2 separate regions of the Mus musculus genome follow, and region 2 is linked to region 1. The links are chromatin contacts, found by Hi-C or POLR2A ChIA-PET in ENCODE. All regions are on one chromosome and are shown on one strand. The core of a region is the stretch at or near the end of the contact, and the rest is flanking DNA. Distances in the headings are between cores, read along the strand shown. Region 1 holds the start of Scp2 (sterol carrier protein 2, liver). Region 2 overlaps Scp2 (sterol carrier protein 2, liver).

What was found. Hi-C counts contacts between places; a loop is a spot of excess contacts on that map. ChIA-PET counts read pairs that join two places held with the same protein, here RNA polymerase II (POLR2A).
Region 2: a map of heart shows a loop between it and region 1 (4-fold over the local background). The contact joins the enhancer-like site here to the promoter of Scp2 in region 1. A Hi-C loop is called at or near these places in 4 of 37 maps with a recorded cell type or tissue (heart and left cerebral cortex). POLR2A ChIA-PET finds 5 or more read pairs at or near these places in 1 of 5 experiments (embryonic stem cell).

The regions. Positions count from the first base shown.
Region 1 is chr4:108,114,744-108,120,234 of GRCm38, forward strand. Scp2 (sterol carrier protein 2, liver) reads right to left here and starts at 3,804. Exons shown (of 16, transcript NM_011327.4): 1 at 3,636-3,804. The coding sequence starts at 3,704.
Region 2 is chr4:108,069,760-108,075,047 of GRCm38, forward strand. Scp2 (sterol carrier protein 2, liver) reads right to left here. Exons shown (of 16, transcript NM_011327.4): 11 at 4,597-4,704; 12 at 1,498-1,651. Among named protein-coding and RNA genes, the nearest start is that of Mir6397, 15 kb to the right of the region's middle. Within about 2 kb of position 1,597, at least 1 of the 3 ENCODE cell types and tissues checked has a DNase peak (open chromatin) inside an H3K27ac peak, as active enhancers do; it is heart, where a contact is called at or near this core.

The sequences.
Region 1 (5,491 bases), core at 2,554-5,053:
ATTAACTGACAAAAGTCACCAGACTTATCTTGATCATTTCTTACCTCACCTAGATTTTGTAATTTCTTCAACCAATTGGTTCTCTACACAGAAAAAGATATTTCAGGGGTTAAGGGCCTGGGAGCCTGGAGGTCTAACTCAGTCAGTAGAGTATCTAACACGCATGGGCCCTATCCCCAGGAGCACAGAAACAGGACATGGTAGCACACATCTGTAATCTGGATATTCAGGAGGCAGAGGCAGGAGGGTTACAAGTTCAAAGTTATCCACAGCTACATAGTGAGTTTGAGGCCTGAATGGGATTAAGTAAGACCCTCTCTCTGGAAAAAAAATAAAGATATTTCAGGACCTAGGTCTTAGCATCTAGAGTACCATTGATTTGGTTACTGTTTCTAGGTCTCTTCGTGTGGTCGTGCTAGGAATAGTTTTAACAGATGAAAAATCTCATTATATTCACATTACTGCTTCCCACTCAGCTTCAGTATTTCTGTGCATTCACTGTTGGTTTGTTTGTTTGTTTGTTTGTTGGATTTTTGAGACAGGGCTTCTTGTGTGCTCAGGCTGCCTTCAAACTTCCTATCCTGGAAGCTTAGGACCCTACCTCAGTGTTACAGCATCTCCCAGCTTAAGGCACTGGGTTTGATCCTCAGGGCCAATAACCAATTTAAAAAGTAATAAAAAGTTTCAACAGGGCTGGCAAGATGGTTTAGCAGGTAAAAGGTGCTTGCCATATAAGTCTGGTGACCCGGACTCCTCACAACTCACAAAAAGATGGACAGACAAAATCAACTCCACAAAGTTGTCATCTGAGCTCAGAGAGTGCTCACCACTGCATGTGCACAAACACGTGCACACATACACACCATACACACACACACACACAACACACACACACATACACACCATACACACACACACACCATACACACATACACACCATACACACATACCATACACACACACACACCATACACAAACACACACACCCCATACACACAGTAACATTAGCCTTTTTTTAATGTTATTTAATGCTATTTAAGGTGTCTGAGCATGAGTGAAACTCATCATCTGCTAAGTTTCACCACAAGACAATGTCACATCAAGCTGACTTTTTCCTGGAATCATTTCAAATATTTCCCCCAACCTCTGCCAGGAAGGTAGTATACATTTGGGTATGTTTCCTACAAACAAAGCTAGGTAGCATCACACGGAGAATTTCAATTAATTCCCCTTTTTTGTGGTAGTTGGGTTTTGTTTGGTTTTGAGACAATTCTGCCACCACCTGCAGAGTGCCGGGATGCCACCAAACCTGGCTTCCATCCGCTTTTAATATTTTCTGGCATCTCTCCTACAGTTGCTGCTCCAATGTGTATTGTTCCTCACTGTTTTAATGATACTTGGAAGAAAAAAAAACCAAGAGATAAGTTCATTTTTTCAATCTTCCTTGCTTAACTAAAAATGTCAAACTCTCCTTTTTTCTCTCTCTTTCTTCTTTTTTGTTTGTTTATGTGGGTTTTTAAAAATCTGTCTTTAATCCCAGTATTCGGAAAGCAGAGGCAGACAGATCTCTGTGAGTTCAAGGCCAGCTGGGTTTACAGAGTGAGTTCCAAGACAGCCCAGGCTACACAGTGAAACCCTGTCTCAAAAAATATAATAAATAAATAAATATATATTTTTTATTTATAAAAATTATATTATATATGATACAAATACTATATTTATAAAATAAATATCTTCAGTTTGTTAGTGTGTAAGTATGTGTGTATATGTGTAGGGGGCACACTCATACTAAGTGAGGGCAAGGGGCCAAACTCTGACTGTCAAGCCTTTCACACACTGGCCATCTTTGCTGACCCTTGCTCTTTGGTTAAAGTAAGGTCTTACAAAAGCTAGGCTGGCTCTGAACTTGCTATGTAAACTTGAGGACAGCTTTGAACTTCTGATTCTCCTGTCTCTACCCTCTGAATGCTGGAACAATGGGTGGACATCACCATGCCTGGTGTATGCAGACTAGGGATAGAACCCAGGGCTTCATGCATGTTTGGCAAGCAGTCTACCGAGTGAGTCATGTCCCCTGCCCAATCTTGCTTTTATTCATTTTTGTCACGGTCACCCTCACATATAACACATAGCACATGTACTGCATATATGCTTAAATGATGAAACCATCTTTAATTCCTTTTTCTCTTCCCTAAGGAATATTAATATCCCCTTCACCTCCACCTCCCAACTAGAAAAAAATTAAACATATCTTTTTTTTTTTTTCAGAAACTATGCTTTTTCTATACAGCCCATATAAACAGACATTAAGCAATCATGGGAAGACACTTTAAAATGGAACAACATACTAGCAGGGCATGGGGATCAGGGACACTTGCAGGTTCAGAGGGGGGGGGGCAGTTTGAGAGACTGAATCAGAAGTTTAAAGCCAGCCAGGGCCATATAAGATACTTTTTTAAAAAAAAATCTAGAGAATATTCTGGAAAGTTTTACTGCCCACCTACTTACTATATGAGAAGCTCCCCCTCTGAGAAACAGTGGGATGCCCTTTAAGTTTTAGAACATATTAGTCAACTTTTCTATTTACATGTTTTGAATAAATTATTTGTTTTCACCTGTTACTAAGATAATGTAAAATTTGGGTTTTGTTTTTTTTTTTTACAGTACAAAAAGATTCTTCACAGTAACTCTTTCACCAGTAAATCCATTTAATATCAATCATCTAACATTCACTGTCATTAGGCACGAGTGATTTATCACTGTGAGTGATACAGCAGTAAATAATTGTGGTACCCACCCTGTAGCAATACATTAGGAGAATATAGTCATCTGAACAAAGAATCCCAGTGCATCAAAGTAAATTAGAGCTAAGCTCAAGGCTCTAGAGGTAAGAAAGACAAGATAGGGCTGGCGAGATGGCTCAACGGGTAAGAGAACTGACTGCTCTTCTGAAAGTCCTGGGTTCAAATCCCAGCAACCACATGTTTGTTTGTTTTGTTTTGTTTGTCGGTTTGGTTTGCTTTGTTTTGTGAAACAAGGTCTTGATATGATTCAGACTCGCAGCAGTTCTCCTGGCTGCATCTCCTAAAGCTCATACTAGAGATGTGAACCACCCGGCCGGCCTACTCGGGATTTAGAATCTAAGGAAGTGTGAGATTTGTGCTGTGTTGGGGGCTCCTTCACAGACTAAAAAGCTAGAATAAGCAAACAGGAAGGCGAATAAAAAAATGACTGAGAGGGGCTGGCGAGATGGCTCAGTGGTTAAGAGCACCGACTGCTTTTCCGAAGGTCCGGAGTTCAAATCCCAGCAACCACATGGTGGCTCACAACCATCCGTAACGAAATCTGATGCCCTCTTCTGGAGTATCTGAGGACAGCTACAATGTACTTACTTACATGTACTTACATATAATAAATAAATAAATCTTTAAAAAAAAAAAAAATGACTGAGAGAACAAGCCCAAGATACTGAGACCCTAGTGACAGCATCATACACCCTCAGGTCGCCTCTCTGGAGGGAAAGGTCAGAGGGACAGCAGCGCAGACTGTGACCGTCCCCTTGCCGCGCTTCCCTGTCGCCTCGGACTGCGGGGAATAACAGAGGCAGATCTCTCGCTGCTCACAACTCTGTTTACCTTGGTCATGCCAACGCCGACCACGAACACCCGGCGCAGGCGCGGAGATTTCAAAGCGACAGAAGGCATGGCTCCAGCAGCGAAGGTCTCCTACAGACTGAGGCTTTGCAGAACCAAAGCCGGGTCGGGTCCGATTATCCCAACCCCAGGCGTCGGGGGCGGGGCCGCAGCGTCAGGGGCGGGGCCGAGTTACGGGAACCGACCGGAGGAGGCAGGGTAGAGGATGTACGCATGCGTGGCGATCCTAGAGCCAAGTCCTTTATGGGTTCTTTTGACCTACTGTGTTAGACTCAGGCAAAGTTTCTCAAGGAGGCCTCGGTTTCTGTGCTTCCTCTTTTTACAGTGAGAGAGGGAAGGCCTAAAATGGAAGCTCTGGCCTCAGAGGAAACTCAGAATCCTGTGGGGATTCTCTAGAGTGTTAGAGACGTTCTGTATGTGTGAGAGTAGTTACAACACGCAGTATATGAGCAAAAAGCACGATGTACACTAATAAAGTCAGAATTCTATGTGCGGATAAGATGTTTTTTAAAAATTAAGTCAGATCAGGGCTTAGTGGTTCACACCTTTAATATCTCCACACGAGAGGAAGAGGCAGGCAGATCTCTGCCAAAAATGGTACAAAGACCAAAATCCATCAAAGACCTGGTCCATAGTTCCAGGAAACAGGAAAGTCTCTAAATGTGGTAACCTTACGTTTTGGCTTCCGTAGTTCTGTTTCTTGCTAATTGAAGTGTGCCAACCAGAATGTGGGTTTCCATGATTGGACAAGTATCCTCTGTAGCCAGGAGCCATCAATACGAAGTTTGTTCTCAGCCTTAAGAGTGTCTGTGTCGGGCTGGAAAGATGGCTCAGCGGTTAAGAGCACTGACTGTTCTTAAAGGTACTGAGTTCAAATCCCAGCAACCACGTGGTGGTTCACAACCATCCGAAATGCGATCTGATGCCCTCTTCTGGGGTGTCTGAAGACAGCTACAGTCATAAATAAATAAATAAATAAATAAATAGGAAAAAAAGGTATATATTACTATCCCCTAAACTTAAAAAAAAAAAAAAAAAAAAAAGAGTGTCTGTGTCTCTATTACTATCCCCTTTAAAAGAAAAAAAAAAAGAGTTTCTGTGTCTGAGCTGGCGAGATGGCTCAGCGGGTAAGAACACTGCTCTTCTGAAGGTCCTGAGTTGAGATCTGACGCCCTCTTCTGGTGTGTCTGAAGACAGCTACAGTGCACTTATGTATAATAATAAATAAATCTTAAAAAAAAAAAAAAAAACAGACTGTCTGTGTGCTGTTCTCTGGTGGACATGCCTCAAAACAAATTCAAGTCCAGCCTGGAATCATCTGCAAAGTGAGACCCTGTCTCAAAAAAAAAAAAAAAAAAAAAGAAGAAGAAGAAGAAGAAGTTATAATGTGCATGGGGGGGGCTAACTTGCTCTGTAGACCAGGCTGGCCTCACATACAGAAATCCGCCTGTCTCTGCCTCCCAAGAGCTGGGATTAAAGACTTGGGCCATTACTGCCCAGCAACTATGCATATTTTTTTGTAACAGCCAGTCAAGCATAATCCGATCGGTCAGACCATGTCTGGTAAAGCGACTGCTCGTCTGTTACTATTTCTTTACTGTCCTTCCATTGTTCTAGCTGTAAATATTGTCCATGTTCGAAAGCTGAGCTCCCTGAGCCTCTTTTGATTATGAATAATGCCTATCTTATGTGTGAATTATTTCTTATGTGGCAGAGCAACACTTGGGAAAGCAAGCAGATCCTAACACTTGGGAAAGCAGAGGCAGGTGGCTGGCTATCTATGAGTTTAAGGTCAGCCTGGTCTACACAGCCAGTTCCAGGACAGACAAAGCTATGTA
Region 2 (5,288 bases), core at 347-2,846, 47 kb before region 1:
GTGAGACCCTGTCTCAGCAGAGAGAAAAAGAACCAAAGGACTAGGGAAGCGGGTCATAGAATCATTGTGGACCTCACCTATGGTGGAAATTATACATTGCACCTTTTACATGTGAGAACTTGCAGGCACATACTAAAATGGTGAAGCAAGAAACTCACTGCCTCTAATACAAAGCTAGCCTGGTCTGGTCTAAGGTGTGAGACTGCTTAAAAAAAAAAAAAAAGGCTGTGGACAAACTTCCTAATTTTACTCTAAAGAAAACGAAATATCTATGACAATTATACTGACTGTGTTGGCTTTTCATAGCTTGATTATTTTTCCCCTAAGGGGTTTCATCTCAAGTGTGAACTGCATGGTGTTCCAGGGTCATCAGCATAGAACTGATGAATCAGATTGAGGAAGAAACAAGATGAGCCCTCTAAGGACTGCAAAAGAGCATGGGTATTTGAAAGAAGAAACTCTTAAGTTTAAGATGTTATCTTAATGTTTGAAACAAAAACAAAATTCTGGGCAGAAAAAGAAGAGTGAGACCAGAGAGAGGAAAAACCATCCCGAAGTTTGTAAAAGTTAAAGACTATATAGTAGATAGTGGCCCCTATCCTTTGTAGGACAAACTGTATAAGAAAACGATTAAGTAATCACCAGGAATTTCAAGAGAAAAGGAGCACATTCGTGTTAAAAAGTTACAGGGTGGTTAAAGGAGGAAAGACATAGCTAGCCAAGGATAATCAACTCAGAACACACCAGACCTCCAAACAGACCCTGAGGTGGTTCACTGCGAAAGGCTCATCATGAAAGAGAATAATTAAAGCAAGAGGAAAAAAAGATTTTGTGGACTAAGAAAGATTCTCTGGTGTAAGATAACAGGGGCAAGGAGCCAGTGGAGGGAATGCTAGGAAGATTCAAGAGGGTATACATAGTAGCTAGTACAGGTGGTTGGAAACCACGCACACAGAGGAACGCTGGGCCTTGGAAAAGGAGGAAGAGAACCCGGAGAGGCTGCAAGGAAAACAGGAATCCCAGAAGGCTGGGACAAGAGGTAACGACAGAGGCAGAGACTGCAAAGACAGGAAGCAAGCAAGCCCCTGGAATTCCAACAGCAACGAGGGCTTGATTCAGAAACACATTTTCCAGGTTCCAATGGCACATGTAGTTGGTGGCTTTCTCTGACAGCAGCCAGAAGCCAAGGAGAAAGCCAACTGTGAGAAAGGCAAGCAAAAGGTGACTAGTCTACATTCCGCAGGCTTGTGGGCCAGCACTCCTGGCTTCGCTGCCTCTTTCTGAACAAATTTTCCTAAGGTTGTCTCGGCTTAAAAACTAAGTCTTAACTTTTAAAACCACGTTAACGAAGTTATGTCATACTTTCCCTTAAATGCTTAATATGTGGTTGGGGTTTGGTTTTTGTTGTTGTTGTTGTTGTTTGTTTTTTTTAATATGCAAGCGTCACTTATTGTAAAGCATGAGGACAAAAGTGACAGAACTTAGAATGTCACTTACCTGGCAGCTTCGGGAAAACCCATCCTGTAGAGGGTGACAACCACAGCTCCTCCGAGGCCTAGATTGTGCTGCAGAGCCACCTTTGCCCCGGGAACCTGCCTCTTTCCGGCTTCGCCTCTCAGCTGCCAGCAGAGCTCCGCGCACTGAGCCAGACCTGGCGAGTCGAGCACAGAGCGTCCCGGGCCGCGTTAGAGCGCAGACTCCGCCCACCCGCGCCAGCGAGCCGCTAGTTGGGACTTCCCGCCAAAGCCACGCACGCCTGCAGAGCTTAAAGCCCAAGATTCACAGCTAGTTCCCACGCTAAGAGAATTAGCATTTAAGAAAGACTCGAGTTCAGGAAATCAACACTTGCATTTTCAACCCATTTTTTTCCGGGTGTGTTGAAATGGAAAACACAGTGTCTAGTGGTGCACACTTTTAAACCCTGCACTCAGAAGACAGGCAGGCGGATCTCTTGAGAGTTCAAGGCCAGCCTGGTCTACAGTTTGAGTTCCAGGACAGCCAATGCCACAGCAAGATTCTGTCTCAAATAAATAAATAAATAAAATAAAATAAAAAGTGAAAGAAAATTTTGAGATGGGACATTTTGAAAAAGCAATGAGATCAAATTGAACTCAAGATGCTTGTGATATGAAGTGGGAAAATGAGGTGGGCGTAGGGAATGATCTACAACACTAAAAATATTTGAAGTAGTCATAAGGAATTCTTATTTTATATTTACTTAAAATACATGTAATACATATAAGTGTATTTGCATACATACATATGTATATACACTTTGTTTAAGTGATGCCATACCACTTGGGGTAATAGTGCCCGTTCCAGGAGCCACAGACTATCTAATAAAAAGCCCTGTGCCATGCATGAATTGTTTGGTCCAGGGAGATCAAGCTTGATTTCATCCCAGAAGTCAAAGGTAAGTGTCTATTGCGAAAGATAGCACACACACTTGAACACAGGACTCGAGAAGTCGAGCTGGAACTAATCCAAAAGCCTCCTGGGGCCTAGCTTTCATAGTACCAGAAGGTGCTATGCTATGCAAGCTGGAAGTGGGAGGAGGGCCAGGATCAACAGACCTAATCACCTGTGGTGCCTATGAGCCACAGAAATGATATCTCTACACAGCAAGATATCTCTAAAGGTTCAATAAAGACATGTAGTCCCTCCCACCTCTACCCCTCTGTGTAGCCTTGTCTGTCCTGGAACTAGTTCTGTAGACCAGGCTGGCCTAGAACTCACAGAGATCTGCCTGCCTCCCCAAAGTGCTCAGATTAAAAGCATGCACTACCAGTGCCCAGCTGACCTTTATATCTTGATGGTAAATATACACACTCACACATAATTAAAAATAAACCAAGGTGGGGTTGGGGGGAGACATGCTTTTAACCCCAGCACTCAGGAGGCAGAGGCAGGCAAATCTATGTTTGAGGCCATCTTGATCTACAGAGTGAGTTCCAGAACAGCCAGGGCTACACAGAGAAGCCCTGTCTTGAATAAACAAACAAATGAATAAAATAAATACATAAGTGAAATTAAAATAAATCTTGCAAAAGACTTAAATTAAATATGAGGGTGTGACAACCCTGGAGGGCAGACTCTGGCAAATGGAAGATGCTTCCATCACACCCCTGAGCATCTGTGACAGACTTTCATAGAGAAATGGTTCCATAGAAGAGAGAAATGAATAAATGATATAAATTTATTTTATATCATTTCTTAAATGATAATAAATGAACCAAAGAAGAAACAAAAGAAGAACACAGCAGCAAGGCAGTGCACACACTGCAGCTAGCTGGTGTGCTCAGTCTGTCCGCCTGGCCCAACCCTCATTTATCTTTTTTCTGGAAGACTTTGGTACCCAGGGCCTTCTATATCCTAAACAAGTCAAGCACAGTATCCTACCGTAAAGCAACAGCACCCGTACCCTGACACACTGCCTTCCTTCCTCCTCCCCCAACACAACATCTAGCTCTTCTATTTTCTACTGCATTATAAGCTTATGAAATCTTGAGTGTTTCATTGGTGTCGTTTATTGTTGGTTTTTGGAAACAGCCCTGGCTGTTGTGGAACTCACTCTGTAGACTAGGCTGGCTTCAACTGACTCACAGAGATCCTTCAGCCTCTGTCTCCTGACTGCTGGAATTAAAGATGTGCATCACCAAGCCCCGCTGAAATTTTGAATCTTAAGTAGAAATACAATAAAGTTAACTAATAAGTAGATTGTTAATTATAACTTCTCTATTGTAAAACTGCAAGAACTTAAAATAGTCCACTAATCAATAAGACACGATAAGATAAAGAAGAAACACAATCATCTATACAATACCATCTGTCTTTACAGAAATAAACCACAGAGTTTTACCACTAAGTTACCTTAGAAACTCCAATACAGAAGATGTCAATTTTTTTAGCTAAAGATTTAACAGTCAAAGTGATTAATTTCCAGTGGGCAGTGAAGCCATAGTAAAATTTTAATTTCAGAATTCCTAGTCCAGTTTTCTCGAGAGAAAATGAGTTCCATGCAGTGCTAAGGAGGCATCCAACAACACACAATGTGTTCATCTGGAACCATCTTACCTGGTGACTCTAGTAAGCTCTCTGTTAGGAAACATCTTGTTAGCTAAGTGCACTGCAGCTAACGAGAAATCAAATGACTGCAGTTAAAAAGCATTAAAAACCCGTCACCATCTGAGTTCAAAGAATGCAAGCACACTGAAATCACAGACTTCAGCCACTCATGGTGGCTCACACCTATCATCCCAGCACTTGGGAGGGGCAGGTAGGGGGACTGCTTTAAGTTTAAGGTCGTCCTGAATCATATAGTGATTCATATAGGTCAACCTGGGACTGGGTTGTCTCAGACAATGAAAACAGTGGTCAGAAAGATGGCTCAGCAGATAAAGACATGTGCCACCATGCTGGGTGACCCGAGTTTTATCCCCAGGCTTGCATAAAATTAGAAAGAGAGAGCCAGTTCTCTCACTTGTGTGCCATGGAACATGAATGTGCACATATACGTTCACAAAAACAAAACAAAACAAAACCAAAAAACAACAGATTAGGGCCTAAAGTATAATTCTGACAAGAATGCATTGTCACCTGTTGCGCCCAGTGGGTGTCCCTTTGAGATGAGGCCTCCACTAGGGTTGATGACCCACTTTCCTCCGTAAGTGTTGTCCCCTCTGTCCACCAGGGTTCCACCTTGTCCTGTGGAAGAAAAAGTTAATATTCACAAATGTTAAAATATAACATTGGGCAGATGGCATGATTGTTTAATTCTTCCACATAGCCAAGGATTTCTTAATATAAACATTTCTTAAGCACTTAATTAAGTGTTGCAAATGCTTCTAAGTGTTGAGTAATAATATTGAGACATAAAGGCTTATCTTTCAAGAATGGATTGCATGAAATAAGCACTTGGTAGTTCCTAATAGCCCTGTGGTTTCCAAATTGCCCTGACTGTAACAGAGAGGCAGAAAAGAACTGATGTGGTCAAAATAAATATTCTGTAACATTTTAACTAAAAATTATGGTTTCAAAAGTTTTAATTTTCCAAAATGGCATCTATTTTTTCTCTTGTTTCAGTTGTAAAACTGTGTGATATATATATTTTTTAATTAAAAAAAAAGTACGCTGGCTGTGGTAGTATATGCCTTTAATCTCAGCACGTGGAAGGCAGAGGCAAGCAGATCTCTGAGTTTGAGCCTAGCCTAGCCTACTGAGCAAATCTTAGGATAGCCGGGAAACCCTGTCTTGGAAAGCAAAAATGGGGCTGGAGAGACTGCTCAGTG